Regions from separate parts of the Homo sapiens genome. Here all the other regions are linked to region 1. A link is a loop called in an ENCODE intact Hi-C map of the cell type or tissue named here. Cell type or tissue: endothelial cell of umbilical vein. All regions are shown on one strand. Region 1 has its middle 34 kb from the start of LCA5. Region 2 holds the start of LINC01621 (long intergenic non-protein coding RNA 1621). Region 3 has its middle 83 kb from the start of SH3BGRL2. Region 4 holds the start of SH3BGRL2 (SH3 domain binding glutamate rich protein like 2).

Evidence for each region. Hi-C counts contacts between places; a loop is a spot of excess contacts. Peaks named below come from ENCODE experiments on the same cell type or tissue, not always from the same donor. Only the 100,000 strongest peaks of a DNase experiment are listed, where the experiment ranks them.
Region 2: a loop joins it to region 1, with 9 times the contacts of the local background. A loop is called at or near these places in 36 of 110 quality-filtered maps.
Region 3: it touches region 1 in a loop (10-fold over the local background); 77 of 110 quality-filtered maps call a loop at or near these places.
Region 4: it touches region 1 in a loop (2.8-fold over the local background); 11 of 110 quality-filtered maps call a loop at or near these places.

The regions. Positions count from the first base shown.
Region 1 is chr6:79,567,213-79,575,212 of GRCh38, reverse strand. It overlaps a transcript of SH3BGRL2 not described here. Among named protein-coding and RNA genes, the nearest start is that of LCA5, 34 kb to the right of the region's middle. In endothelial cell of umbilical vein, a CTCF peak has its summit at 4,278; DNase peaks (open chromatin) are centred at 4,282 and 4,902; H3K27ac peaks cover 407 bases.
Region 2 is chr6:79,810,197-79,818,196 of GRCh38, reverse strand. LINC01621 (long intergenic non-protein coding RNA 1621) reads left to right here and starts at 5,951. Exons shown (of 5, transcript NR_131786.1): 1 at 5,951-6,077; 2 at 6,647-6,670. In endothelial cell of umbilical vein, a CTCF peak has its summit at 4,145 (motif pointing right); a DNase peak (open chromatin) is centred at 4,166; H3K27me3 peaks cover 437 bases.
Region 3 is chr6:79,710,823-79,718,822 of GRCh38, reverse strand. No RefSeq gene overlaps it. Among named protein-coding and RNA genes, the nearest start is that of SH3BGRL2, 83 kb to the right of the region's middle. In endothelial cell of umbilical vein, a CTCF peak has its summit at 4,910 (motif pointing right); a DNase peak (open chromatin) is centred at 4,942.
Region 4 is chr6:79,627,230-79,635,229 of GRCh38, reverse strand. It overlaps SH3BGRL2 (SH3 domain binding glutamate rich protein like 2), which reads right to left and starts at 3,901. Exons shown (of 4, transcript NM_031469.4): 1 at 3,724-3,901. The coding sequence starts at 3,768. In endothelial cell of umbilical vein, no CTCF peak of the experiment used is centred here; DNase peaks (open chromatin) are centred at 419 and 3,979; H3K4me3 peaks cover 1,346 bases; H3K27ac peaks cover 1,247 bases.

The sequences.
Region 1 (8,000 bases):
CAGCAAGGTGACTATAGTTTTTTAAAAAAAGAACTGAAAAAGCTTCATCTAAATGGACATTGTGGTTGATGAGAGATGGCTGTAGTTCTTTGTTATTCTTCCCATTGAGAGGTAGGTCTTCTTCCTTCCCCTTGACTGCTTAGATCAATCAAGTACAGTGGAATTGACATCATACTCCTTCAGGGACAAATCTGTAAGGACTGTCAGCTTTCATTTTGATTTTTGGTTGACCTGAGATGCCATGTAAGAAGTCCAACTACCCTGTGACCGCTATGCTATGAAAAAATCCAAGTTAGCCACCTAGAGGGGCTTGTGTGGAGAGAAGAGAGAGATGTCCAGCCAGCCCTTAGCTGTTCTAACCCCCAACCATCTGAGTCATCCCAGCTGGGCCCCAGACATCAAAGACCTGTATTTGCTGTGCTTTGAATAAATTCCTAATGCCAGAGTCATAAGATATACCACCAACAAATTGTTGTTACATCACTAAGTGATCTGTTATTGTAGTAAAATGTACATAACATTAAATTTACCATTTTAGTCATTTTTAAGTGTACATTTCAGTGGCATTAAGTAAACTCACATTGTTTTATAACAATCACCACCATCTATCTCCAGAACTTTTTCTTCTCCCCAAACTGAAGGACCACTAGATTTTAGAATAGTTTGTTACACAGAGAAGAAAACCAGAATATTTTACCCCAAAAATGTTTCCTAGACATAAAAATTATTTTTGAGCTGAAGGCAATTGAATAGCAACAAAGAGAGGAAAATCTCTCTCTATCCCCCGCTGTTCTGCCCAAAGACAGGATGTAAATTCTCCTTTACTGGAGATAACTTAGCAACTCATTGATGAATTGATTTCTGGAGAGAAGGCACCAGAGAATCTGCAAACAAACCTCATTCCATTAGTTTCTCCCCATATATTCCCTTCCCACAGTTTCCCACCTGTGGAAGGCTAAAACCACTTTCCTTTGTCCTGTCATTTCTCCACAAATTTATTGTTCTTTGTTGAAGATGCTGTTAATAATTTAAGTCAGAGTTCTAAATAACTGCTTTGAATTACTTTTCAGGCAGGATTCTCCCACATGATGTGCTCTGCAAGCATGAATAAACTTGTTTTTCTCCTCTTAATCTGCTTTTTGTTAGCGGTGTTCTAGCTAAGAACTATAAGGGGCTCAGGAGAAAAATTATTTTTCCTACTCAACAACAGCAATAGCTGACCCAAACAGACACACATAGAATCTTGTACCTAGTAATTAGAGAATTCAAGAGGAAATACACAAATAAAACATACAAAGGGTGCAAATGAAGAATTGAAACTGTGTTATTTGCAAAAAATTAATTTCCACAGAGAAAACCCAAAAGAAACTAATGACAAATTGTTAAACATAGTAATACATTCAGCAAGTTTAAATGTATGAAAATCAATTGCATTCCTCTACATCAGCAATAGTTATACAATATAATTTTTAAAGTAACATTTAAAAACAAAAATAAGGTATCAAAAATTTACCAATAGTTGTGCAGACTTTAAGAAAAATTTATAAGCCTTTATTGATACTTTAAAAGAGACCTACTAATATATCATGTATGTGGATACAAATACTCGGAACATAAAGATATCAATTTTCCTTCAAATTCATCACAATTCCAGATTCCACCAAGTTTTTGTTTTGTTTTGTGGACTTTAACAAAGAAGGAGTCATTAGAATCCTTCCAAAGAAATGAGAGAACATAGGGCAAAAATAACCAGGTCACTCTTGAAGAAAAACTACAAAGTGGGACCTCATCCTGATATTAAGACTTAATAATAAAAATATTATAATTACAATAGTGTGGTATTAGCAAAAGAATAGGGAAAAGAGAACAGTGGAAGGAACAAAGAATCCAGAAACAGATCCAGGCCCGTATGGAAACTTGAGATTTAACATCAGTGGCATTGCAGATCAGTAGGGAAAGATAAACCATTTAATAAATACTGCTGAGATGATGGGTATCTATACAGAGGGAAAAATAAAATTGGATTTCTACCTCACATGATGTACAAAATCTGCCTCAAGTAAAGACCAACATATACAAAGTAAAATCTTCAAACTTTTGGAATAAAGTATAGAAGAATATTTTTGTGCTTTCAGAGTTGGGAAAGATTTTGATATCAATAAATAGAAAATGAAACCTTTAAGGAAAAGATTATGAATCAATTAGACCACATTAACATTTAAAATGTCTGTGCATCTAAAGACACCATTTTAAAAAGTGAGAGAAGACAAACCACTAACTAGAGAAGACATTTGCAATGCATATTGGCAACAAATATTTAGCATAGAGTATGTGTACATATATATAAAATGTCTACAAATCCCTACCAAAAAATCAAATAGCAATTAACATGAACACACATGAAAATGCTCAATCTCACTAGTAATAGAATAATTGTAAATAAAAATAGGCCAGGCGCAGTGGCTCACGCCTGTAATCCCAGCACTTTTGGAGGCCAAGGCGGGCGGATCACGAGGTCAGGAGATCGAGACCATCCTGGCTAACACAGTGAAACCCCATCTCTGCTGAAAATACAAAAAATTAGCCGGGCGTGGTGGCGGGCGCCTGTACTCCCAGCTCCTCGGGAGCCTGAGGCAGGAGAATGGCGTGAACCCGGCAAGCAGAGCTTGCAGTGAGCTGAGATCACGCCACTGCACTCCAGCCTGGGCGACAGAGTGAGACTATGTCTCAAAATAAATAAATAAATAAAATAAAATAAAATAAAATAAAAATAGATGCCATTTTATACCCATAAAATTGGTAGAAATGTAATCTCATGATACCAAGAGTTGGAAAGAATTTGGAGCAGTGGGAAATTTAATATATTTGTGAGACTGTAAATAAATTGATATTACTACTTTGAAGAGCATGCTTTACATATTACGTGCACGAAGATATCATATGTGTATACAACGATATCATCAGGTACATTAATGAAATCTAAACATCTATCAACATAATGAGGAAATAAATTGTAGTGTAATCATACAGCAGAAAAAATGAGTTAATACTAAATGCAATGTGGTATTCTGGATTGAACTCTGGAACAGAAAAAGGACACTAGTGGAAAAACTGGTGATATCCAAATAAAGTTTGTGGTTTAGGTAATTAAAACATACCAATGTGAATTTCTTAGTATGGACAAATGTACCATTGTTGTGTAGGATATTAAAATTAGAAGAGGTTGGGGGAATGGTGTATGGAAATTCTCTGTATTCTGCAACTTTTCTGAAAGTCTAAAATTATTCCAAAAAAAGAGTTTATTTTTTAAAAAATGAATAGAGCTTCTTAGATCATTATGGGTAAACCTCACAAACATAATGCTGAGAAAATAAGAAATTGCAGAACACACATATAGTATGTAACCAAGTATATAAGTTTAGAAGTATTGATACATTATGTTTTATTTAATGATATATATGTATATAGTACAATTTTATACATATACTTAAATCATAAACACCAAATTAACTATGCCATGAAGGTAAAGGGACTTGGCTGTGATCAAAGGGTGTTACCAATAGATTTTAAGTTTTTGCAGTGTTTAATTTCTTAGGTTGGGTGATGGATATGTTAATTAATTTGGCTGTGGTAATCATTTTACAGTGTGCATGTATATCCAATCATCATGTTGTACACCTTGAATATATACAATTTCTATTTGCCAATTATACCTCAATAAAGCTGGGAAAAAAACCTAGTAAGTCTGTCTAGGTTATTTGTCAGTGGTGACAAACAAAGCAAAGCAGAACAAAACAAAACCAGAAAAAAGTGATTTTGACTTCTTACAGGTTCTGTGTTTATAATCTAATAAAAGCAAGTCATCTTAAAAATAATCCTGATTATTTCTTTTACAATGTAAGATGGTTTTACTATGTGTAAATAGATAAACAAGTGGCAATGTCCTTATAAGGAGAAAGGAGAGACGTTCATTCAGGAGAATGTGCTAAGGTTAGGGACAGTTCTCTACCATACACACTGCCTTGTAGAAACTCCATCAGAGACAGAATACCAGCATTAATGCGCTTTCATTCTTGATTACAGAACAAAGCTCTTTTAAGGTTTATTCTTAACTAACAAAGCATCTTTTTTATATCCAGCTGTTTCCTATGCTGGAGAAACAACAATAACAACAAACAGGTTAGTTCTATAAAATGCAATTATGTAATTTTTGGAGGGCTTCGATGTATTTTCAATTTGTTCTTCCATTTGTTGCCACCAGTACTGAGGCTCCACCTAGGGCCCTTTTCTATAATTACATTCATATTCGTTAAAGCTAATCTCCTTTATGATAGCAATATGTAAAGCAGTTATGCAAATAAAACAGAGTGCTTGAGTTTTTGTTTTTTTCCCTGAATCTAATATATGAAAATTAGATTTGCTCACTCCCAGGAACTGACCCACTGCTAAGGCAGTGAACCACCATGGGTTCTTGCCAGGCAAGGAGGTGGTTAACATCTTATCTCTAGCCTTGGAACATTGCCTTCAGGAATGCAGCCAGGTTACTTTTGAAACAGGTGGTCCCAGTTCTGGCAGGGTTGGTAAAGTGGAGAAACAATTACCTTCTTGTGAATCACAAGGACAGATAGAGGAGGCTTAAATCAGATGGAGGCAGAGAAAGATCACAGGGCAGACCTAAAGAATTTGCTTTAGAAGTTACAACATGACATTTACAATTGTGGTTGTCTTCTTTACCTTTTATATTTCTGTGAGTTGAGTTTTCAGTATTTTACTCCTAGTCCAATGTGCAATTTGTTTTTTGATTCCCTATCTTTCCAGCAGTGAGTAATGCAAAATGATTTGAGCTAGCACTCCAGAGTGTTTTGCCTCACACCTGCCATCTGCCTGCTTAGTCACCGTGCAACCATCCTTGCCCTAGATGATGATTTTTATTTGATATAAGAATTGGCAGGCAACAGTTGTTGTGTTAGGAGATTTCTGGATTCCCAGTTTTCTTTATTCTTGTAATGATAGCAGCATGGCACATTAATGTTTCAGATATTCACTTGGCTTTTCCTTGTAACTACCATATGTTCTTAAAGATATTTAGTGTGGGGAGAGTTGTGAAAAAGGAAGGGGAAATGGATTATTTTTAATGTTATTTAAAAATTGTAGACATGAAAACCATTGCTACTCAGCACAAAGCAAAGTAGAAATCTCTCAATTTATCCGTAATCTCAGCCCTCAATTTCAGCAAAACTATCCTTTCTGCGTGTTCCCATTGACAGTCTTACTCTATACAGTTTGGGTGTAAATTCTCTACAAAGGAAGATACAGGTATAAAGACAGAATTCCCTTTACAGACAGTAATTGGAACCAAGCAGACACTGTGATTAAAGAGACTACTGTAGGTATGCATTCGGACAAGTTAGGCAAAGAAACCCACTTTAGAATTAGGATACAAACCAGAAGAAGGTTATTTAGCTTAATACATATGTAAACCAAAAATAAAATTCTAAGCACCCCCCTGACCCAAGGGCATTCCAAAGTTAACCTGAAAAAAGTTGTTGGCCTGAAAAAGTTCAGGCCAAGACAGGATGGGAACGTTGGACATGCCTCATTTTACCCTTCCGCCTTTGGAATTCAGGCACAATTGACCAGCATTAACATTAACACAGAGACCTTAAGACTAACAAAACAGACTCTTAACATAACCGATAGCAGGCCCTGAAAGAAATCAAAGTATTTTACCCCAAAATATATTTCTTTGAAATGCCCTTGCAAAGCTGTCTCTTGGGAGAATCTCTTTCCCTTACCAGGTCTTTTTCCTGACCCAGGAGAGAATTAACTAAGAGTCTGGCACCTTTTTAAGTCTGATAAGAAACATTTACAATCTATTCTCTCTGAAGCCTGCTACCTGGATAAGAATAAGAACCTTGTTCTCCACAACTGCATATCTTAACCCAGACACTCCCTTCTATTCATTCCAGGTCTTTAGGTAATAACTCTTTCAACCAATTGCCAATCAGAAATTCTTTGAATTGACTTATGACCTTGAACTATCCACCCCAAGCTTCAATTTGTCCCACCTTTCTGGACAGAACCAATGTATATCGTACATCTTACAATGTACATCGTACATGTATTGATTGATGTCTTAATTCTCCCTAAAATGCATAAAACCAAGCTGTAGCTGGACCACCTTGGGCACATGTTCTCAGAATCTCTTGGGCTGTGTCACAGGCCATGCTTACTCATATTTGGCTTAGAATAAATCTCTTCCAATATTCTACAGTTTGACTCTTTCCATTGACACATATTATGCATAGTAACAAAAAAATTCATTTTTAATTATTTCATACATACTAAGAATATAAAATAAGTATGTACAATATAGATAAGAAAAATAAAATAAGCCTGCTCCCACCTACCACTGAGCTTAAGAATGAAAACTCTTACCACAATAAAATTCCTACTACAGAAAATTAAAAAGTTAGTTTAAAAAGAGTAAAAAACAAGAAAAGAATGAAGACTCTTAACATATTTTTGAAGTCTCCTGTGTACCCACCTAGCATCATCACTCCTCTCAACTTACTCCCATCCTTGCTTCCTAGGTAATCATTATCTTGAGCTATGGGTTATCATTCCTCCAATTTTTTTTGTTGTAGTTATAAAAATGTATGTATTCCTGAATAATATGTTTGTTGGGTTTTGCATGTTTTTGAATTTCATATACATGAAACTGCAATCTATATATTCTGTCACTTTCATTTTCATCAGCATTATGTCTGAGAGAGTCATTCACGTGGACACATGAAGCTATAGTCTATTCATTTTCACTGCTATATTTTAAATATTTCATTGTATAAATATACCACAGTTTATTTCTCCAGTCTCCTGTCAATGGTCCTTTATGTTGGTTCCAATTTTTTACTGTTAAAAACAGTGCTGCAATAAATATTTTAGTACCTGTGTCCTTTTGCACATATGTGAGAGTTTCTATAGTCTGGGGTGTATACCTACATGTGGAATTGCTGGGTGTTAGGTGTGCGCATCTTCAGGTTTACTAAATATAATCAAATTATTCTCAAAGGGGGTTGGACCATTTAACCCCTCATTAGCAGTATTAGCAGTTCCTGTTGTCCCTAACCTTCACAAGCAAGCTGATTTGTCAGCTTTAAAATTTTTGCCAATGTTTTGGGTACAAAATGATATTTCAGCTTTTTTCTAAGTATGAATGAGGTTGGACATCTTTTTATGTTACTAGTCATTGGTTTTTCCTCTTCTGTGAAATGGATATCCATAGTCGCTGCCCATTTCCTATTGGTTTCTGTGTCTTTACTGGAGTTATAAAAATATAGAGAATACTAATATTTTATTCTAATTAACATGTGTTAGAAAAGTGTTCTCCTAGTCTATGGCTTGTCTTTTGTCTTTTCACATTTTTATGGTGTCTTTCAATAAACAGAAGTTTTAATTTTGATAGTTGTATTTATCTCTTTTACTTTGCAGATTCTGCCTCTTTTTTAAATCTTTTTGTAACATACATTTGCAAAAATAATCTATTTTCTTCAGGAAGTTTTAAAAAGTATAAGTAAATTCCTGCCAGAAATTTATTTTTTGGTTATGACATGGGTCCTTGTGGAAAATGAATTTTCCAGGCACTGTTTATTAAATTGTCCGTTTCTTCTACACCTCTCTAAAATTGCAGCCCAGTCTTCTTTCACATATGTAAAGGCCTGTCACTGAGGTTCCTGCTTTTGTTTCATTGGTATATTTACCTATCCTGTACCAGTAACATACTAGTGAAACTTTAAATAATACTGGAAATATTACTGGCAAATTCTCTCTACTTCTATATGTACATTTCTTCTTCAATAGTGTATTGGCTTTTTTCTTCCTAGATATTCTTGACCTTTTGCTTTTTTGAATAAATTTTAGAATTAGTTTATCAGATTCCACAAAAATGATTTAATAAACTTTTTCTGAAGATTTAGTTTCATTCATTATAATTTTTCTAT
Region 2 (8,000 bases), 240 kb before region 1:
AAGCCTTAAAAGCACCAGACTTCACTGAAGTCTCCTGGTATCCTTCTTGAATCACTGGCCAAGATTTCCTGCTTCTGCCCAAACAGATTTTGAGTACTCCTGAGGCTTGGTGCTGGTAACATCCATGATAATTGTTGCAGATTTATTTTCTCTTTTGGGAGGTGGGAGTTGTTTTCAGCAGAATCCATCAATTTTCTTAGATTTTTGTGTGATCTTACCTCCCCTTTCTCTGCTCAAACTTTAATTGTTTGAATGCCTGGAACATAACCTCGGGTCCATGTCTTCATGATTTCTTTCTCCCCAGTGATTCGGATCTAGGACTCTCAACTAGATCTAAACGGACTGATCTCTTCTCTTGTGTTCCCATCTCCACATAAAACTGCTTACTGTGCATCTTGGCTTAAATAAGGTATTTAAAACCAAAACTATCCAAATAAAACCTTATTTCTACAGTCTCCACTCACTCTTGTTTCTTTCCCTGTGTTTCTTATCTTAGTAAAAGGCATCACCATTCATCCAACTGCTCAAAACCAGAAAAATTGGGAGTTATCCTTGTTTCCTTTCTTTACTTCATGCATTGTTTCCAAATCCTCAGTAAGTTCTGTCATCCTGTGAAATGCGCCCAGAAGTATCCATTTCTCTGTATCCCCACTGCTAGTATCTTTTTTTTTTTGAGACAGAGTCTCGCTGTGTCGCCCAGGCTGGAGGGCAGCGGCCCCATCTCTGCTCACTGCAAGCTCCGCCTCCCAGGTTCACGCCATTCTCCTGCCTCAGCCTCCCCAGTAGCTGGGACTACAGGCGCCCGCCACTGCGCCAGGCTCATTTTTTTTTTTTTTTTTTTTTTTGTATTTTTAGTAGAGACGGGGTTTCACCGTGTTAGCCAGGATGGCCTCGATCTCCTGACCTCGTGATCCACCCGCCTCGGCCTCCCAAAGTGCTGGGATTGCAGGCCAGAGTCACCGCGCCCGGCCCCCACTGCTAGTATCTTAATCCCAACCGCCATGATTTCTTGCCAGGATGATCTCAATTGCCTCCTACTGGCTATTCTGCTTTCACTCCCTTGTGACTCCTTCTACCAGGTACACAAAAATGATTTTTAAAATGTTGGGTCATATTACTCCTGTTTCACTCTCCCCCTTTTTTTAAGAGACGGGTGTCTCACTCTGTCACCCTGGCTGGAGTGCAGTGGTGCAATTACAGCCTTAAACTCCTGGGCTCAAGGGATCCTTCCACCTCAGCCTTTTGAATAGTTGAGAGCACAGGCATGTGCTACCATGCCCTACTTTTTTTTTTTTTTTTTTTTTTTTTTTTTTTTTTGGTAGAGACAGGGTCTCCCTATGTTGCCCAGGCTGGCCTTGAACCCCTGGCCTCAAGCAATTCTCCTGCCTTGGCCTTCCAAAGTGCTGGAATTATAAGCATAAGCCATGGTCCCGGCTTTGGTTAAACTCTTCTAATGGATCAAATAAATTATTTAAATATTGCTTTCTCAGCAAGGCATTTTCTCATCACCTTTTCTAATGTTGTATGCCCCCTTCAGCACTGTTTATCACACTATCACTTTATCCTCTTTATCAACTCACTTCCATCAGTATGATCTTGTGTATTCTTGTTTATTTGTATATTGACTATTTCCTCCACTACAACATAAATGTAGCGTGCGTGCCTTTTTTTGTTCAGTAGAATATCACAATGCCTTAGCATAAGTCTGAGAAGGTAGTCGCTTTTAAACAGACAATTGCGAATTGGTGAAAGAAAATCTTTTAAGGAGTCTAATACACAGAAAAAGAGCTCAGAGCAAAGCTGTTCTGGTTTTATGGGAAGAACGGAGGGAACGGTTAGTTGTAATGGTAGACAGACCCTCACTCGAACCTTTCTTCTGGTTCCTCCTGAGGCTTCTCAGAGAACAACTTGAAAATCTGGAGCACTGTAGGGAGGGGAGAAGCCAGCAAGACAGAGCTGCCTTGGTCAATAATCTTTAAAATAGTTTTAAAACATCACTGCGATAAATCTGTTGTATTGGTCAGGGGTCTCTAGAGGGACAGAACTAATGGAATAGAGATATATACAAAGGAGAGTTTATTAAGTGTTAACTCACATGATCACAAGGTCCCACCATAGGCCATCTGCAGGCTGAGGAGCAAGGATAGCCAGTCCGATTTCTAAAACTGAAGAACTTGGAGTCTGATGTGCAAGGGCAGGAAGCAGCCACCACAAGAGAAAGATGTAGGCTGCGAGGCTAGGCCAGTCTCTCTTCAAATTTTTCTGTCTTCTTATACTTTAGCTGAGCTGGCAGCTGATTAGATTGTGCTCACCCAGATTAAGGGTGGGTCTGCCTTTCCCAGCCCACTGACTGGAATATTAATCTCCTGTGGCAGCACCCTCACAGACACACCCAGGAGCAATACTTTGTATCCCTCAATCCAATCAAGTTGACACTTAGTATTAACCATCACATTAGTAAAAATAGTAGCCAGGGTCTATTCATGGTTTTATACATTACTTGCAAAATGCCTTTCATTGACACGGAAGCCTCAAATAGTAACAAGCAAACAACTAAAAACTTCCTTTGCTGAGCCGAAACATCTTTGGTAAATAGTTTTGTGATAGGTATTTGAATGTTGCTTGGGAGGGCTATCAGCCAGGCCACTAGCAAACAAATCCTCAAGCCAACTAGGAAAGTCTCTAAAAGTGGGTAGGCAATAACATTGGGAAAACAAACTGTAAGCGTGGTACTGTTTTCTGGCATCAAGTTATTGGTTTTGTCACTGAAATAGTAAACAATTCACTTCCCAAGAAGTTGTCTGGTTTAGAAAATTGCATGTAATAAATTTCTTATTCTGAACATTAAGAAAGCAATAAATAATTTTAAGAAATTATTTTTTCCCATTATCCAAAAATATATAACAAATATTTTCTTTAAAAATATTGATTTGTAGGGCTACCTTTCCCAAAATATTCATACGTCTTGACCTTGCCTGGAATAAATGCATGATATTCTCAAGGGAATACATCTCATTTGACAAAGCCCACCACACTCCTCCAACCATAATGACGTGAATCCTGGACAGATGGCTAGACTCTCTCACAAGCCCCAAAGCTCTATTGAATTCTTGCCTTAATGAAAGAATAATTGCTTTAGACTGTAAACTTCCTGATTGCTCTAGTGGAGATGATACTTAGGATGAGAAATCAAATATTTTTCAAGGCATTTGATTTTTTTATATAGAACCAAATTTTAATTATTTAAAAATTATATTTAAATATTTTGAAATAATGTTTTCACTTAAGTATTACAACTCCAAGAATAGGACAACAGGTTTTGGAAAACAGACCTATGCCTTGTAAGCATAGGCACAATGCAAATGTTGATTTGTTGACAGCTGAAAGTAGGAAAAAAGAAGGAACCGAAAAAGGACCAATCCTTGGTATTAGTCAGGACTTTTTAGTACAAATTCAGAAACCTCATATCACACTAACATTTATTATTATAAAGGCATTTATTGGCTCATAACTGAAACACCCAGCAGTACACATGGCTTCAAACACAACTGGAATTGGGGGCACAAGGGATGTCACCAGGTTCAGTTTCTCTCTATCTCAGCTTTTCTTGCTCTATGGTGACTTGATTCCCAGCTCCGCTTTGCAGAGCTTAGACAGCTTCCAGGCTCACACTGTTTTTACCATTATCTGTGTGAGTGGAAAATAGTACCTGCCTCTTCCTGGACTGTATTAGTGAAAGTGTCAGTGGGTCTTACTGGCTTTCTCTGAGCCAGTCACTGCAGCCTGAGGAATATCACAGATCAGAAAGGACTGCTAAGATCTAGGAGAGTCCAACCATATGTAGGTCAAAGTTACAGGACAGGGACTAAGGTCCAGGGAAGAAGATCCAGTTCCTGCCCCACTGATAGAGGCAGCCTGAATTTGGGCAAGTTTCTTCATCTCTCTCAGCTTCATTTCTTCTTGGATAAAAATTCCTAGTTTATAATGTTTAGAGGATTAAATGAAATAAATAAAGCACCTAACAGAATAGTAGACTCTCAATACATTTTAAAGATGATTTAATTTTTATTCTATTTCTTTTCTGGCCTTTGAGTCCAGTCACTGCATAAGCATCAATGACCACTGTCGCCACTAGGTGGCAATCATGTGATGGAAGGTAATGGCCTGACTTTCTGGCCAGTGAAAAATTAAGAATTGGCTGAAACCTGACAATTGGCAGTGAGAGGAAAGCGTGGGGGACTGTGAGTCCAATTCCTGCTGCACTGAAACCACGCTGTGTGACCTTCATCAAGGTCTGAATTGATCTATAGCCTGGATTTCCTCAAGTAAAACTTGGAGGCCAATTCAGTCTTCATTTGTCTATAAAATCTTTTGAATCTGTAAAAAGAGAGTCTTATAGAGTAATAACTGTGACTGTAATCTCAAAAGCCAAAAACTGTTCAACAGTCTTGATTGTTAATATATAGCTTAAAAATATGATTGTATGAAGCATAATCCATTCATTTATTGCTAAGTTTTAGCTACCCCAGGGATCCAAAAAGAGTTCATGCAATTTTGTAAGGTGACTAATGGGCTCGCAGAGATGCTGTCAAGTTATACACAGCCCAGAAAATCATCCTCTGAGGCATGCAAGTCAGAAAACTCACTATTAAAAAAAGTCACACTGAGCAGCTTCAAAAGTATTTTTCCGCCATGTAATTATGTTTTAATGCTAGGTTCTTAAAATCACTTGGAAAAGAAGAAGCAGCTTAAAAAATTTCAGGTCTGAAATGTGTTAGAAGTATCTGGAGCAGCAGGAGGATGAATCAGGAAGTGACATTTAATTGGGTTTAAGAACAAAAATGATGACTCTCCACTTTTGCATGAATCAAGCCTTTATAACAAAGTTGAAATAAGATGATGTGATAAAAATTAGCATTTATCTGATATAATAGATTGGGGGGATATTGTATTTTCTTAATATGAAATTCTTTAGTATAAGGAAGTTATGTGCTGGTTCCATCTTGATTAGTATAAAAATCCTTGTAAAAGGAGAACCAATTGAAATTCCAGGGGTGTCCACACGTTTCTTCATTCCATGGAGATGTGGAACAGCCTAGTCTAAATACTTGACCTTTATTTCTCAGCATGCTTTTTTTTTAGGATAAAGCCTCCTGAATTCTTAAACCTGGAAGGTAGGGGCGAGGATTTGTTGGTGGCGTGTGGATCAAATGAGTTCAGGTTTTCTTTATCCTTTATAAATCTCAACTTTGCTTTACACAGTGCCTTATCAGAGGGGAGAGATCATTAAGGTATATATGTGGGGTTTTTTTATTTGTTATTTTTTTGCTGCTATAGAGGTATCTGAGAGAATGAGGACTGTTTTGCTTTTACCTCTCTATTTTTCCCTTCTCTATTTAAAGGAGGTAGCCAGAACCGTTGCCCTCTGGGTGGTTTGTTGTGAGGTCAGAGCAGAAAGCCCTGACCTTTAAGATTCCTTTAAGGCTTAAGATGCAGCATGCTGCCTGTGCCCCCAGTTTCTGATTCAGCAAGTCTGGGATGGAGTTCAAGAATCAAGAATTGGCCTATATATATAAACTTTAAGTTCTGGGATACATGTGCAGAACGTGCAGGTTTGTTACATAGGTATACACATGCCATGGTGGTTTGCTGCACCCATCAACCGTCATCTACATTAGGTATTTCTCCTTCTAACTGTAACTACGGGACCCACGTGCTGAGAACCACTGCATTAAGGTAACTGCTCCTCCTGGCCACCTGGAAACCTACCTCCCTTGCCTGAAACCTGAGCTCACTGAGAGGGCTGGCACGGGCGGGAATGGGTCAATGAGTTTGTCCAGGGAACATGGAAGCTTTTGAAATGGGAGGAAGGGACATTCCCAAAGCCCCTTTCTTGGCACTGCCCCCAGTCAAGCTGCTACTCAGGTGAGAATGCTGTTTGAAGGGAAGCAGCTTGGTGCAGAACCAGGAGAGCCAGCCGCCTCAGTTAGAGCCTCGGAATGAAGATTCAGAGCACTCTGGACCCACTGAGAGACTTGCTCATTTTCTGGGCACCAAATAATCCTCCCAATTTTTAGGTAAACCCAGGGAGGAGGGGAGGAAACAAATAATGAAGATTGAATTTCTTGCAATTCAGTGACATAGGGGATGGCAGCCATATTGAATTTGATTTGAAGAAAATAGGTATTTCCTGCCTACCCAACTTTTAGTAGATGCCACATCAACTACATGAATTTCTGGATTAAAACATACAATCTACATATATTAATATTTGTGGCCTTAATACAAGTTCTACCCTTGCCGTGGCTCTGTGTTCACTTGGCAGGGAGGGGCAGAGCTTATAAACTGAGCTGTGCAAATCTCACCCTTGTTCAACCATGTCTTGCTGAGCAGGCACATGGGGGCTGAAACCTAATCAGGCTGAGAGAAAAGGGTGACGTTTGCTAATTTTCTAATGTACCCACATAACTCCTGCATAATCTGACATCATATGAATATATCACACTTAAGGCATTTTCTCATTGACTTCTACGTGGTTTCTACTTTTCATTGCTATAACAAATATCCTAATACGTTTCTCCTGCACTTGTGGGTTTTTTTGAATTAGATACCTGAAATTTTGACTTGATTTTTTTTTTTCTTACAGAAATTCTGTCAATGGGACATGCATGTGAGTTTAGAAGCAATTCTTTCTTTAATATGCAGAGGCTTCTGGGAGTGCTCAGGCCATCAACCAAAGGTGTTCATTAGCCCATACAAGCTGCTTTCCTCAATTTCTAGATGAGATGTACTGTTATGAGAAAATGGAAGAAAAATTACAGGAGAACAAATAGGGAATTGCTAAGATATGTACATCTGTAGTGAGGAGAGGAGTTGGGGGCTTGGGGGCAGGGGTGAAATGCCTAGCGACTTAAATGACATAAGGCACTGATTTCTTGAGTGTTGAGTAAAGGGATGTTAGAAGATAGAAAATTGCCAAGGATTAGTTTGTAACTCAAAATTATAGCTCAGTCCAATCCCATTTCCCACTAAGAGGGGGAAACATCTTTGTCTCCCTCTTCTTTCCCCTCTCCCACAGGAGTAGCTGACTCCTCCCTGTTCCAGGACCCAGGGCTCAGGCTGACTTGTGTTAAGCTTCCATCTGGGTTAAACAGATTTCAGGAAGATCACGTGGAAAATTAAATGCCACCGCAGCATTGTTTCTATAGGAAATGAGTTTCTCTTTGCAAACAATTATTTGCTTTCGGTACACAACCACTTATCATAAGGAGGGAGCCTGTCTGTGCTTATAAAGCTTAAATTTGAAGGACTCCAGTTATCTTAATTTAAAATTAAAATAGCCTAATTTGAGAAGAAACCATGTTCTTAAATTTCCAATAGATGTTCCAATATGTATTTACTGCAATTTCTATGTTGGGGTGGTTTGTTGTCATTTTAAAAGTGAGGCTGGAACACTATAATATGTCCTGTCTTCTTTTTGCCTGTTAAACAAGGCGAGCTAGGGCAGCTTCTCAAAAGGCTCAAGAGGCACAGTCAGTGATCTCAGGCCACCCTGGATGGCGGGAGGCCACGAGAGGGGGCTTGCACCACCAGCTGCAGGGAATTGTTAAATTCCTGACCTAGTTTTTGAAACTATTCAAGGAGAAAGCAGGGACACAAATACTAGCTCTAGCCTCGTTCAATGAGACCACGTTCCTGTTTTCATTTCACTTTAGCCGCATTTGTTCGAGCAGCAGGTGAAGCGCCTTTCAAAAGACTGTCATCTCCAAGGGAAGTCATCTGTTTTACATTAATTGTCCATTAGTCTCCAAGCCTCGATCCATTAAAGTCCTCAGCCACTCATTACGTATATTGTGCAGGAGTCCTGCTGTCAGCTTTTCAATGCAGAGCTGTTTTTCTGCATCTGACTTAATTGCTCTAAGTGCCTGTTCCTTTGAGAGAGCCTAGAGTGTACCAATTAATGCTAACTTTTTCCTTGCTAGGTTGAACACATAAGCCAT
Region 3 (8,000 bases), 140 kb before region 1:
AAAACAACCACAGTTTATTATAATTTTTCATGATTCTGCAGGATATATCAGCTCGGCTGGGCAGGTCAGTTCCACATGATGTCAGCTGGGATTTCCCGTGTGGGGAGGCTGGCTGGGTCTCTCCACGTGGTCTGTCACTATGCAGTAGTCTAGCCTGAGCTCCTTTACATGGTAGCTGGAGCCCAAGACAGTGAAAGAAAAGGCTGCCAAGTCTCATAAAGCTCAGGCCTAAAATTAGAACTTCCACCACATTGGACCGGTCAAAGTAAGTCACCAGGCCAGCCAGATTCTAAGGGACGGAAAAGAGACGTTCCCTCTTGATGGGGGAAGTGGTCTGTAGGTACGAGGTGGAAAAGTGTATTGGCAGCTGTCTTCGTAGACAGTCTACATGCCTAGAGAAGTAAAATGATTGCTACGAGGACAAAAAGTAGTAATGAAGTGGAATCCAGCTTTTTGTCCTTTTGGCACTAAGAACTCCAGTCTGTATCTGTCAGACTCCCATTCCTCTCCCTCCAGCCACTCAATCACTTGCCCTTGTAGAAAACTGAGAGTGCTGGGAAAAGGGGTGCCATCTACTCTCTGAGACTGGGCCAGCCAGGGTGGAGCAACCATGGCAATCATGTTCCACGGTCTAGCCTTCAGCAGTGCGGGCCTCCAAACTGAATGAGAAGTGTCAAGAGCACTGCACAATAAAAGAGTAAACATCATTTAATATAGTTGTATTATTTGGAGTGTGTTGTGTCTGTGTGTATGTGGTTTTGATATGTGATATATTTCTCACTGTGGCTCATAGTCAAAAAATTTGAAAGCCATTTGCTTAGAACATAGCAGGTGCTCAATATGTGTGGCTTTGTTTCCTGGGTAGAAGATCCCTGGAAGCATACATTTCTTTGAAGATACTAAAGAGTAAATTACTGTGATTTAAAAAATAGCTCAATGTAGCTCGCGGAATATGATAAATTAATACTTAATTAAGAACCTAATGAAGCCTCCCCAGTTTCTAATACACTAAAGAATTACACCTGGGAGTGAAATGCAGCGAGCTTCCAATACACTGTGTAGCATGAACAGCTGACTGAGAAGCTGTTAGTTGTATAAGACAGTAAGAAGGCTTAACTCCACATACCTGTTCTTAATGAGACAGCACAAAACTTATGTCGTTCTAAATGACCAGTTTAAAAAGAAGATTCACTCCTTTCTTTCATCCGTTTTCCTTCTGTGAAAATCTTTATAGAGCCTTAAGCATCTCTGATCTCCATTTTCTCAGTTTTTACCTTATTGCTGGGCTCCCCATGTTTCAGTGGGCTTTTATAAGATTTCTGCCAAAGCATCCTCATGTTTAAGTGGCTAAACTGCTTCCATGAGAGTCCTTAAAAATAACACCTGCTACTAGAATTATACGTGTCCCAACTTACATTGCTTTTAGTAAATTTCTCTGGCTACCACTGGCCCTATTCTATTTCTATTCACTATTGCTCAATTTCAGTAATTATTTCTGAATTTTTGGTACATTAATAATTAAGGAATTCTCCCCAAACTCCCAGAATGTCAAATCTAAAGAATATGCTCTAGTGTTCATTTGACCTGACCTTTCTCTGAGACTTTCTTCCCCTTGGCTTTCCATACAATGCTTTCTACTGGTTTTCCTACTTCTTCAGATTTTACTTCCTTTTCTGTTCTTCAGAGCTTCCTGAATTGTCACAGTCACGGTGCTGTTCAGTGGTGAAATTATCCACCTGACTGTTTCACCTGTGCTTCAAACAATCTCAGGATGTCCAAAAGGAGCTTCATTAAGCTCCCTGTTTTGGGTAATTGCATCTGTCAACCAAGCTAGAACATTTGAGTCCTTTACTCTCCATTTCCCCAAGAGTTAATAAGACATCTCCATGGCCATGACCCTAGTTCAAACTCTTATCATCCATAAATTAACTTTCTAAATGGTCTCTGAGCCTTTATTCTTCCCCACATCACCTTCTCCCATACCTCATCTTCTCTTCTCACTGCCAAACTCTGTGATTTCCTGAAAACACAAATGTGATTGCTTCACATTCTTACTTTAAATCCATCAATGCTTTTCAATATCTACAGGAGTGCTTCTCACACATTAATGTGACCCTGAATCACCTGGGGATCTTGTTAAAATGTGCTTCTAGCCTGGAGTGGAGTCTAGCAAGGTTCATGTGATGCTGCTGGTCCTCGGACCACACTTTGAGTAGTGGGGGTTTATAGGTTAATTTTCAAATCTTATAGTATAGCATACCAGGCTCATTACAATCTAGTCCATTGCCCAGAATACATCTGTGATACCTCTATCATGTGTAACCTTTATTCCACCTCGATCCCTTGCATATGCTATTGCCTCTGACCAATGCTGTCTCCTCCCAGCCTTCTTCCCCAGGAAACTTCCTTCTACTGATTAATTAGTTGGTTGATCATTCATTCATTCATCCATGATTGATCTTAAGAATGACCTCCTCTAACAAGACCTTTCCGGCAGACTCTCCAAGATAGAATTAGGTAAGTGTCCTTTCACTGTTTTAGTAGCACTTTCATCCTGGACACTTTTCAATTATATCATCTGACATAGACAATAATGGAGCTGCTTACACATATATGTTCCCCACCCTTACCCTGCAGCCACTCTGTGGTTCCTTGAGGGCAAACTCTATCTTACTCTCTTTGTTTCCTGCAGGTCCAGCACAATGCCTGGCACAAAATGAGCTTTCAGATATTTATTAAACTTTGTGCTTTACTTATGAAACGCCTCTCACCAACGTTGCAGGCAAGGGGTCTGAGTAGGTCAGGAGACTGAATTAATTGACCTTCACAATTTCCTAGCCACATTTCTTATATCTTTTGTCATTCAGGAAAATAGGCACCAGCTGTAGATTTGTCCATATTAAAAAGATAAAAATCAAATAAAATTTCCCTAATAACAGAGAAATAGATGTTTTACAAGCTGTTAGTATGAAATGGTTCAATAATATCACATTTGTTTCACATTTCTTAACAATTCACCTTTGGGTCTTTATCATGGTGATCTTTTTTTCTTAATAAAAATCTCACTAAAATTTTCATGAGGCCAGTGGTGAGAGAACAGAACTATATTAAGAGCCTTATGAAAAATATATTATACATCTTTCTCTAGAAACTGTCTTTTAATAATTTCATTGGATCATCAACTGCTTATCTTCATTCTAGCTTTGTAGCTCCTTTTTCTTTTATCATTAGAAGTGGCTAATAAAAAGGTAGATTAAAATACATTTGGCTGTTTGACCAGGTTTGAACATAATTTCCAACACCATGAACACTGGGAAGCAATGTTTATGTAAGAGAAGATCAACCTCCTCTTTTTTGAGCCCAGAACAGATATTATCAGAGGAAGAACAATCTTTCTTAACACAGTTGAGCCATTAGGTACAGTTTCATCTTCTGCCACTTTCAGCAACACAATCCAATATCTTGTTAATCATGGAAACTGCTGAGCTGTTTTATACATTTCTATACTTTAGCATATGCTCTTTGCTCTGCTTAAAACTCCCTTTCCACCCATCTGTCTAACTCTTCCTGATTTGTCAGACTTAAGTCAAATATCACTTGCTTGAGGTATGTGAACTGATTGCCTCAGCTGAGCTAGCCTCTTCCTGAGTTATCTGTAGTCTTTTGCACTGCCGGAAAATCTGATTTATTTGCATGACCCCAATCCCATCCCATCAGAGGCAGAGACTTTATATCTCCTGTGCCTGGTTACGTGTAGGCTTATATAATGCTTGTGGTAAGTGGGATATAATGCCTTTGCCCTCCTTCCCTCAAGCCCACCCCCAGAGAGATCACGTCCCAATTTCTGGCACTTGTGAATGCATCGCCTTACATATGCAAAAGTGACTTTGCAGATGGAATTAAGGATCTTGAGATGGGGTGTTTATTCTAGATTATTACGTGGGTGGGCCCAGTGTAATCACAGGGGTCCCTTTAAGATGCAGGTAGGAGTGTCAGAGTCAGAGTGATGCAGCCTTGAGCCAAGGCTTATAGGCGGTCTCTAGAAGCTAGAAAAGGCAAGGAAACGGATTTTCTCCTGGAGTCAACAGAAAGGAAAGCATCCCTACAGACACTTTGATTTTAGTCTGTGAGATTCATTTTAGACTTCTGACCTCCTGAATTCCAAAACATATTTTCGTTGTGTTAATTAAGCTACTAAGTTTGGGTATAGGAAACCAATAAGGTGCTCGATTAATGTTCTTTTGCAGAACGCATGAATAGAAAAGTGCCTCTGGGCTCATCTTCTCTGTCATTATGTTCTATCTCCCTGAGCAGCATGGAAAGCCCAGGTGAAGGGAACCCCAGGTGATGGCTCTCAGACCTGACAAGAAAGGTACCTTTCACACACCCATGGCTTCTGTCCCCAGCGTTCTGCTGGCCCAGCTAGCACAGCAGTGTGCTCCGCACTACAGCACTCCACCAAAACGCAAAGTCATGTTTATGTGCGTATTTTCTATTGCTAACCAATGCAAAATCCTGTGATTGGTGCTATAGGGAATCTTATGTGGTCTATGATTTATTTTAAAATTCTCTAGAACTCCTTGAGAATGAACACTGCAATCATGTGAATTGGAGCATAATGCCTCTGGCCATGGGCTCCTGCTCCCCGTCAGGTCTCCCCCTCCTTGTTCCCCCTAACAAAAGGAGAGGAATGCCCACCTCCTTCCAGAACCCAGGTTTCCTGACCCGCTTAAGTAACTTTCTGAAATACTGCAGCTTCCCCTTCCCCAGACCTTCATTTCCAATTTAACATAAATAAATCTCATATACTATAATAGACTTTTTTAAAGGGTAGATTTTATTTTCACAGCTATCTTCACAGGTTTTTTTATTTACCACGGTGAGGGTTAAAATGCAACACAAAGCCCACCCTGTAACTATACTCAGAGATGAGGCCTCTAGGTGTCGCTACCACCCAAGTCCTGTTATCAAAGGGCACTCGGCTGTACACATATGTGCCACACATTTAGTATTTTTTCAAGATTATACAGCAAATACATATATTATATATATATATATTTAATCACAGAACCTCACCATTTTCTTCTGCTCCATACTAACTCAAGTTTTTTGAGCAAAATTCTAACTGAGAGTAAATGATATACCTGATTACTTTTATATATTGTTCTTTAGTTCTGTTTCCCATGTCAGCACTAGAACATTCTGGATTTGCTTGACTATCAGAAGTATTTGTTAAAGGTGCACCCAGTTCCACAGACACATAAATAATTGTTTTTTTAATACAGCACTATTTTTTTTTTGCGGTATTTTCCCTTCCACTAGATTTGCATGCATTTTTTGGAAACAACTATGAGTTGATTTGGGTTTTTGAAAGCAAGTGGCAGCAAACATTAAAGGGCAGATGCACTTAGAGTTCTGGAAATACCCTGAAACTTCACTAGTCACTAACACTTGGTCCTTTCCCATTCTAAAATTTCAATTTATAAATGTAAGTGTATGGTATTTTGAATCTGAAATGAACGCTGGGTGGGAGAATTTAGAAGAGTTTGGAAAGGATGAAAACCTGCCCTCCAGTACCCCCTTTTCTGATTTCATGAGAATGTTTCTACACATTGCTAAATTTGGAAGACTTGCCTGTCTTGATTTGAAAATATGCGACAAGCTTTTACAAAAACCGTCAGTTCCATTTTTCCTCTTTATGCTAGAATTGTTTCCTTTTTTCATGAGTGTCCTTATTTATGCCATGGCATTGCATGATATTCTTCCTATTACACTGATGTGTAATTATTGCATTTTACTTCTGATGGATGCTGTAGGTCACATTTCATAGCCTAGGCGGAGACCTGAATAATTGGAATGTTTTATTTAAAGACAGTCCTTGCATCACTCTCTCTCTCTCTCTCTTTTGAGACAAGAGTCTCACTCTCACCAGGCTGGAGTGCAGTGGTGCAATCATGGCTCACTGCAGCCTTGTCCTCCCGGGCTCAAGTGATCCTTCCACTCAGCCTCCCAAGTAGCCGGGACTATTGGCGTGGACCACCACACACGACTAATTTTTCTATTTTTTATAGAGATGGGGTTTCACCTCGATGCCCAGGCTTGTCTCGAACTCCTGGACTCAAGCAATCCCCTCGCCTTGGCCTCCCAAAGTGCTGTGATTACAGGCGTGAGCCACCACACCTGCCTCTCACTTTTTTAAACTGAGACTTAGTAGAACTAAAAATTAAGACTAATGTCCCCCTATATATGTACATATGTTCATACACACACACACACACACACACATATATCTAAAAATGAATGTTTTCCAAATCTTACATTTAATATTTATGCAGTCATTTTCTGACAGATTTGCATATAACCAAAGTTATTGTTAGGAAAGAACTTTGACTACAATCAAGGTTATTGTAAGACGAGAGAACATGCTGTTTTTATCATCCACCCACTTGCTCTACCCAAGAAAAATACTGAACAGCAGTTAGCTCATATTAAGGGCTATATCTAGTAACTGCTAAACCGTCAGACTTCTGTCAGGCAAGCAATTCATGTTGATTTCTGACTTTAGAGCTGAAATTAATAAGGAGCCCATGAAGGCCAGAGTTTTTCTCAGGGAAACAACCCAAAGGTTATATTAGTGACAGAACTTACTGTGCTAGTTAAGGGTTAAAAAATGTGTATGAATATAAAAGAACATCAATCAAATGGAAATAAGTGGGCAGTTACATAATAAAATAAAAATAAATAGTCTCATGATTTGGTCTGCTTTCATCGTAAGCCAGCTGTAACTCTTCCTTTTGGCTGTTGGCGAAACCAGAATGTTCAGTTAACTAATACTTCTGTAAAATAATAGTCCCAGATCTCCCTATCTGTCCCTGGCCTCCATATTAATGCCTAACAAATTCTGACGTTATGAGGTGAGGTTAACTAGCTCCTGGAACTAACACCAATGTTAAGCACTGATTTGTAGACATCTGCAAAATCCATAGCATAGAGCCTATGAATTAAGTGGGTCCAGAGGCCTCTAGTACAGCCTCCTTGCCAACACAGATTCTCTGCTACTGTGGGTTTGGCCACAGCACAGTGAGGTAAACACTGCATAATAAGCTCCTAATATGACAGAGCCACACTGGAAGTTACTTTCATATTCATTCCCAACAAAGTCCAGAATGGCAGGGGTACTGTGAATACCTATTTGCTACTCTTGACTTGATAAACATGTCTTGCTGGTAGGAAAAACCCCAAATAGTGATGGGAAAATCAACAGAAAACAGGCGCCTACCAAGGGCTCAAGCATCAAGCCGGAGAGACACTGGTAAGAAATGACATGTCCTAGACAAGCCATCTTTTGAAACCAATTGCTTTCTCAGTAAAATTAATTTTTCTTTTACTTCAGCCTTGCTTAAAGTTAATAAAGGGAAGATGTCTGGCAGGATCATCTATCCATCTATCACCACCCACTTAATCACTAGGCACCATGGACCGAGAGTCTGGGAATGCACAGAATCACCGGATTTAATTGGATCTGGCACCTCCTATTTCCTAATCACCTTCTTTGTCTTCCATTATAAGTAAGACCTTTTAGGGTGAATGAATAGGTCAGAAGCTACAGACAATTTTTTTTTCAATTTCCTATTTGCCACAGGAGTAACTTAAAAACAAAAAGAGAGCCAATACCTAGGTCCTTTATAGAACCATTGGGCTTTTTGTATTTATCATTTTGAAATTAAAGAGAAATTCTAGGGCTGGGCTAAGACCAAAGCTCTAAAAACAGATTTGTGTATATCACCAGAATAACTGATTACATGAAAAGTCATTTTTATAAGCAGTAAGTATGCACTTCAGCACCATGCTTTTTCCTTTAAATTAAATTTCAACAGCTTTGTGGAACCGAGTATAGACCCACAAAGTAAGGATGGCCAGAAGCCCATGTTATATTCCCAACCTTGCATCCTCCTGTCAGTTATATCTCTTATAAGCCACTCATTAGCTTGGTTAATAAC
Region 4 (8,000 bases), 60 kb before region 1:
AACTTTAATGAGGAGTAAAAGATTTTATTTACATTTTGAGAAATGTTAGTCAAGGCAAGTAGGAAGGTAAAGATTCTTCTGAAATCACACAACTAGGGCTCCCCCACTGCCAGGCAGCTCCATGTTCCCTGAGAAACAAAAGGCTCCAGGCAGCAGACAAGCTGCAGAAACTAAAGACATCTCTGAGATGCTAAGCACTACAGAGTTTGTCACCATGGGCTTCTTTCAGTCTTCTTTCAGGAGTCTACCCTGTCCCACCCAAAGCTCCCCCTTTCCAGCTTGAGCAGGATGGGCTCAAGAACTCTCTCCCAGGCTCCAAATCCAACCCAGTTCCTCTCCCTGCCATCTGCCTAAGGCTGTCACATGCATATTTTATGATTTCTGGCACATTTCCTCTTTATCTGACATCCTGCAATGCATCTCTCTGCCTCCTATATTTTTCTATCTCTGGTAAGAATGTTCCTGCAAGAAGCATGTGTCCTTAGGCTGTACTTTACTACCTTTCCTAACTCATCTCCTACCTGTGAATTCCTTGGAGACACAGATCACACCCTCTATTCTCTGGCTTCCCAGAAGACCAAGGACAGAGCTAGGCAAGCAGCAGACTCTTAGAAAATACTTGTTGAATGAGTAAATGAAATAACTGACTGACGGAATAAATGAAATAATTGACGGATTTCAATGTTTTTAAAGTAAAAAGTCATATTCACATATTTCCTGGACAAAGTTACTAAGACTTCCCCTTTCAGGAATACATCCAGAATAAATTAAATTTTAAAATGACATTTCTATGAATATATTATTTTCTTAGAACTGAGAACAAAAAATTTCCCTACAATACAATGTGAATGAGTAGCAACATGGTCAGTTGAATAAGAAATCCGATTTTTCAGGTATCTGTAGCATAATAATGTGGCATTGCTTTTGTTTCCTAGTAAAAACTGACTTCACCTGGAGCCAGGGAAGACAAAAGAGGAATCATTCCTTGGTGTTAGTTATTCCAACTGCTGAAGCTGGAGAGCTTAGGGGAATCAGAAGAAAACAGGATGATTTTCTCTAAATAGATTGTTTAAATCTATTGATGATTGAAGCGGAGCATCTTTTTGGAAATTCTGGGACTTACTTGGCTAAGTCTAATTCTGGTCACATCCCTTCCTTGTGGTTTAATAAACTTCAGCTAAAACCAAACTGACTCAAGAATCAAATTATTTGTTCTCCCATGCACTTGCTCGTCACAGTTGGGTACCAAATGAAACACTATCAACAGTCAACCCAACACTTCTGGAGGGAACACATCATGGCTACGCCACTAAAGCTTAATATAGCTTAATGCTACTGGCCCCATTAGCCTCGCCAGCCCAAGAATTGACCTAAATATCCTCACTGGTTCTTAGAAATCATTATTCTTACATATGAACATAACCTTAACATCACTAAAAGTATGGATATTACAGATAAACTGTGTACTGATATAGGAGATAAAACTACAATTGGGGAGACTCAATGAATAACTGTATTGATATAAGATATAATTGAGGAGACTGAACAAACAAGGATTTTCTAAAACCTGAAAAGACTGGGTCTTCAAACAGCAGAATATTAAAATAGATAATTAGTGTTTATAGTCTGTAAGCATGTGGTAACTGTGTATGTCTTCTAACTCAAATGAAACCATGTCAGAACACATGCTACGAGGCAGGGCATTGAGGGGATCTGAGCCTTCACAATAAAATGTCCAAGGAAAGAAGACTAATAGGTATATTATTATACTAATAGGTATTATACTAATAGGTATAGGTATACCTATTACCTTGAGACTAATAGGTAGGTATATTGTTCAAGCAAAAGAAGCTGTTATAAGGATTCATCCATATTTACTCACCTGGTGAAGTCAAAATACTTTAAAGCTAGAGTGTGCAATTCTGAGTTATCCATGAAAATCCTTCATTTTACAGAAGAGAAACTCAGGCAGAGATGAGGTACCTTAACCAGGCTTACACTGCACTAGTTGGGGCCCACACTAAAACTTAAGTCTCTTAATTTTAGCTCCATGTGCAAAACACAAAACATTAAATTTAAAAGTTAAAAAGGCACACAGCAGGCAGGCAATAAATATTTGCCAATGGCACTGAAAAAACAAAGATGTGGAGTACCAAAACTATCTCAATATACTACCTACTAATAGAGTAAGCCAAGTCATTACCTTGACTTGGTCCGACTTGCTCCAAAGTAGCCTAGGCTTTATCTCTTGTGGAAGGGATAAAAACCATTCCTTCCATAATCAATATAATGCTATTGGGACAATTATTGAAGCATGCAAGTCGGTGGTGAAACCAAGAGCTTTGTAGCATTCTTAGTAAGGAGTGCATTTGAACAAATCTACCCTTGAAACAGTGCCAGTTTGCAAACACATGAAGTGTGGCTTCAGTGGGGAAATCTACAAAAGGCAGGCATGACTAAGCAACCCAAATAGCTAGAAACACCAGAAACTGTCAGAAGTCTGAGGACCCCAACATGACTGCACATAAGTGTAAGTTGGATTTTCCCATCTATTGTTTCTAGTGCAAATGGGGGTGGAGGGGCTTTGTATGATCGTGTTGGTTTCTTTTTAAATAAAAAACTTCAGTGGTGTACAAGGATTTTCAAACAATATTTTATTCCATCCTCCACTCCACCCACTTAAGAAACAAATTTTGGAACAATCTGACTGAGCTACTGGGCAGACAATTGACCAGACCAAATTTAAGCAATCTACAATGCACTTTTTGATGTTACTTGATTATATATGTCACAAAGGAGGCTCTTAAATCTATAGCTGAACTCTTGGTTAAGGAAACCAAGTCTCAATAATCATGTAAAACACATGTGCTATGTCCCTTAGTGGGCTGTCAAATATACTAACTACTGAATTTTCCTTAAATTCTGACATCTCTAGCTATTTAACTTTCCTTTCTTTAAAAAAATTTTTTTTCTCTAAAAAAATTCAAGAACATCCACCAAAGAGAATAGCTAAAAATAATTAAATAGAAAACCACAATTCATAGATCCCCAGGATAAAATTTCCACAGCATTACAGGTGGAAAGAAAATGCGTGCATACACACACATTTACATAAAGATGTAAAAATATTTATGGCACCCTAAGAAAAAAAATGACAGTGAAAGCAAACAATCCTACCACAACAGGACAAACCTAGTTTTACTATTCTCTTTGCGCAGGTATAAAACTAAACAAATGCACTTGCTGGCGGGGAAGGGAGGACAGAGAGCAATTCCCACTTAAACTTGCTTCATTCAGGAGCTAGGGTAACAAACCAAAGCAGCAGAAAAGGCTCCCGTGCAAAACATAACCAGTCTGAAGGTCCCAAATCGGGAAGAACTAAACTAGGGGAAGGGGGATCCCCGAAGCTCTTGAACAACCCGTTCCCCAAATTTCCATGCCACACAACAGGAGCTGGGGGCTTCCCTCGGACTCCATTTTCAGGCCGCGTTGTCTGCCTTTCAGGCCACGCAGGGTGGGCATTTGGGTGAGGCCGGGGTCCCCCACCCACCTTTCCTCCCCGCCCTCTTCATTGTTGTCGGAGTGTGATGGATCACCTGCCGGGCGCGGGCTCCCGCGGGCGGACCGGCTGAGCGCAAGGACGCGCAGTGACGAGCGCCGCGCGCCTCCCGCAGGACCCGCGCCCCGCGACCCCAACCTACTGCCCGCCCCCACCGCGCTCACCGCCACGAAGCCCGAGGAAGAGGCGATGAACACGCGGATGACCATCCTCTCGCTGCGCCCGGGACAGACCCCTTGCCCCCCGGGCTCCGGGCTGGCGTGGACGCAGAGCTGAACCCAGCTACGAGCCGCCGGCAGCCTCTGGGTAAAGCGCTGCCGTCGGGGAAGATCGCTGGGATCTGGCTCCCTCCCGGCGGGTCCGCAGATAAAAGCCCAGCGCCGCCCGGCCGCAGGCTGAAGGGGAAGGAGAGGGAGGAGGAGGGAGCCGGCTGCGGGGCTTGATGGGATTTGTAGTTTCCGTCTCTCCCTGGAGTGGCTGGTGGACTGAGCTCCCCTCCTGACCGCGCTTCTATCCCGAACACGCGCAGGTGGCTGGAGGGGAGCCACAGCCCGGGCAGAAGCTGTGAGGTGGGTTGGCAAGGATCCTGGCTTGATGAGGAAAAAGCAAACTAGGCAAAAGGGCTCGGTTCAAAGTCCAAGCTTGGGTTCTGTATTGTGGTTTATTGGTTTGGAGCATCCACACCCAGAAATGCCAACAGACACGATCGTGCTGCGGGCACACATCGTCTCAGGGCCGCTGGCGTACCGGGCAAACCCCAGCTACCTGAAGCAGGCGGGATCGGCGAGCCGGGTGCTTGGGAGGTGTGGGCGGTGGGGTTGGGCTCGTTTGTTTGTCCAGTAGCACTGGAGATTGCAGAAAGGTGATTCTTTTGGGTAAATGAGAGGTCTTCTCTTGTCTGTACACACTGAAAATTAGAAACCCAGATGGAAGCACAACCAATATTTTATTTTTCTCAGCAAAACTGTAATTGTAGTAGAAAAAAATAAATACCAAACGAAATTGGAATCCTTCTATCAACATTGGAAATCAGGACCCTACCTGCCCCACCCCTCCCTACACAATGGCTTCGCCTCTGTGCACCTAATATTTACAGTTCAGCCAAATCTGTGCCTTTTTCAGAACCGCTGCACATTCCAGCGCAGTTTCCCAGGAGGATGCTGTTAAATAAAAAGCTTCTATATAGTTGCTAATAGTTTAGGAATAGTTTTTTATCAAGTGCTTTCTGTTTGACAAAAGCTCAAGCCTCTCTCTCAGTTTTGTCGAAAGGAACCAGTTTTCCCTGCTGTACTGTATTTACTTTTTTCCTTTCAACACGGGAGTTTAGCAGAGGTCTGGGAACAATGTTAATTAAGAAAAAGTAAGAAATTAGATGATGAGGTCTCTGGCTCTTTGATACATTTCTTGCACAAAGAGCAATCATTATGAAGTATTTTTTAGAACAGTTATGAATATTTCAAATTTATAACCTTTCCTATTGCTTTTCTTAAAGCCATTTCTGTAGTAGGAATCTTTTTAAATTTCCTTCAATAATAGAAGAGACACTCCTAATGGGACTTTATTTCTTCTTCGTGTTTAAAATTTTAAATAGAAGTTTTGCTGTCTTTAGTATCTCTCGGCAAATGTACTTTAATTTTGCTACCATAAATGTGGAAATGCACGTTTATAAAATAGAAAATAATTTTCTTAAAAGTAGATACCGTATTTCCTATATAAATGCAAATCTTTATAAAAGTCAGCATTTTCTTCAGTTTGGAATTATTCAGCTATGAAGATATAGTTAAACTCAAATAATTGGAACTCAGAGCCTACTCTGTGAAAGGTACAAGAATGGATAAAAAGTTGAACGAGTCATTTCTCTGTCAGCAGAGCACCTATTGTCTAGGAAAGAAAAAGACAGATACAGAAATAGTGACAGAACAAGACACACTGTACTAATACAGTGTTGTGTGGATGTAAAGGAAAAAGGTGGCCATAGAAGGTACTTTAAAGATGAGTAGAATTTCTGTCTGCAGATAGGGAGGATGCAGGGTGAGACTATTCAGGGTGTGTGAGGAGAACAGCAAGGAGTTGGTTTTGCTTCAGAAAGGAATATGAGGGAACTAGTAGAGGACAATGCTGAAAAAGTAGGTTTGAATGAATGCCAACAAAGGACTTTCTCACTGGGTTATCTGCTCAGCTCCTTGGGATTTCTGCTCCTTTCCTCTGATCCTAGAGGTTGTAAGGGTCCCCCAAGCCCTGTACATACAGCAGGGCCTAACCCTCTGACCACAGCTTATTGATCTAGGAGTGAGCACCTAAGCCAAGCAAGGCCAAGCAACATTTCTACCCTAAAGATTCAGAATTGGAACTGGGAAAACAAGAGAGCTTGAATTTGTGACATGGAAGCTCAGAGCTTCCAACATGAGAATCAGAGAAGCTGAAGAAGCTAGTCAGTAGAAAGAGAACAACAGAGAATTTGTAAAAAAGAGTTGGAGATAATAGCTCTAAGTTTTAGAAAGAGTCCTGACAATACTGTAATCTAAGGGTCCTCAAACTATGACCTGTATGTCAAATGCACGTGGCTACCTGCTTTGTAAATAAAGTTTTATTGGAACACATTCCTCTTGGTATTGTCTATGGTAGACTGACAGAGGTCGTATGGCCCACAAAGCCTAATACATTTACATCTGGCCTTTACAGAAAAAGTTTGCCAATCTCTGATCCTGTTCAACCTGTTCCTATATCCCTGCTCTTGAGGGCTGTGTAATATCCCTATATCTGTAAGTTCCTCATCTTGCTTAAGCCACCTGAAATAGGTTTTGTTTCATGGAACCAAAAGTGCCCTGAGAAATTCATAAGCGCTCTGTGTCCAAATGCATTCTGAGGAACAGAAGGATATAATCAGAATTATACTTCAAGAAGAATCCTCTATTTTTTCCACCCTGAATGAAAAGGTTCACCTTTTGACCTTGTATGCAGGAGAAAATATGTTAGCAATCCAGTAAAACAGCAAGGCCGGTATGGAGTTGAGACCCAGAGTTGGTAAACAAAGTGGAAGAGTACCTGAGAGCAGAATGCAATCTAGGATATAAGATAGAGGTCCAAGATCAACACCAGCTTATCAGACCACAGAGAGTATTAGATGCCAATCTGACAAATAAGGTCTACAGATAGAGCGGGTAGCCAAAACTGAAAGATGAGACTAAGAAAATTGAGCAGGTCATTAGGCTTGAAGAAAGTGGCTCCCATGTTGCCTAGGACTTTATCCCCTTTACAAGTCCTGGTAGACCATATGGCTAGAATGTTTTAAAGTAGGGGTTCTTGACCTTTTTTTTTTGTGGGAGTAAGAGGAGTGCCAAGGACCCTTTAGTAGTCTGATGAAATCTATCGGTGGTTTCTCAAAAAAAAAAAGTTTCTAAATATAGAAAATTTGAAAGTATAAGGTTACAAAGGAAACTATACTGCAAAACAATTACCAAAATGTTAAAATTTTGATATGATAATATGTATGATTCTTTATTAATGTATTAAATATTAAGATTGGTGGATCAAACGGCCGTCATGATTTTGAAGTAGTAATGGGAAAAGATAAAATTTTGAGATATTTGCAATCATTGGAAAATATGAAAATGCCTGTGATTTCTATTGGTAACAAAGTCACAGTGTTGTTGCTATTACAATGGCTTAACTACTTTCATAATTGAAGGAATTGGTAAATTTCAGTTAGAGTTTAGTGAAAAGATAAAGATGTGATTTTTTTTCTCATTCAAGTCCATGAACCCCCTAAATTCTATCAAGTCCCTTTAGGCTGGGGGTGAGGGGAGATCCAAGAACCCCAGGTTAAGAAATCATGATGTCTGAATATATCTAAATCTACAGAAGCCTATTATTTTGCCTAAGAAGAAAACATGGAAAGAGACAAGAAGGAGCCATGAAGAGTCCCTTGGAGATCTCCTACACTTAAGAATTGGAAAAAGAATGAGGAATTAAAAATAGTAGAAGAGCAACCAGAATAGTACAAAACTGAAAGAGTATGCTGTCACAGAAACCAAGAGAAGAATTTTAAGTTTCAAAATGTAGAGACTATCTAAGAATGTTAGCCTGAAAGTCAAGAAAGATTATATTGAAAATGAGACTCTCCTTTGGCAAATTTCATCACCTCCATAAGCCTCAAGTTTCTTGTCTATAAAATGGGTATCAACAATGGCTATCAATCAATATTCTAATGATAATTGACTACCTTTAGGATATTATTTAAGTTATGCCATACGGTGCCTGTCAACCCACAGCCCTTCTAAAGGAAACTCTCAGGCTACCTGGTCACAGATATTTGGAATATTTGGACCACATTTGTGTTCTTCCCCCGGCATGACCTATTGCAGCTTGAAATTTACAACATATGTGACCAGGTCGGAAAATACATGCAGGTCCTTCAAATTCCTCTTTTAGGAATTTATAG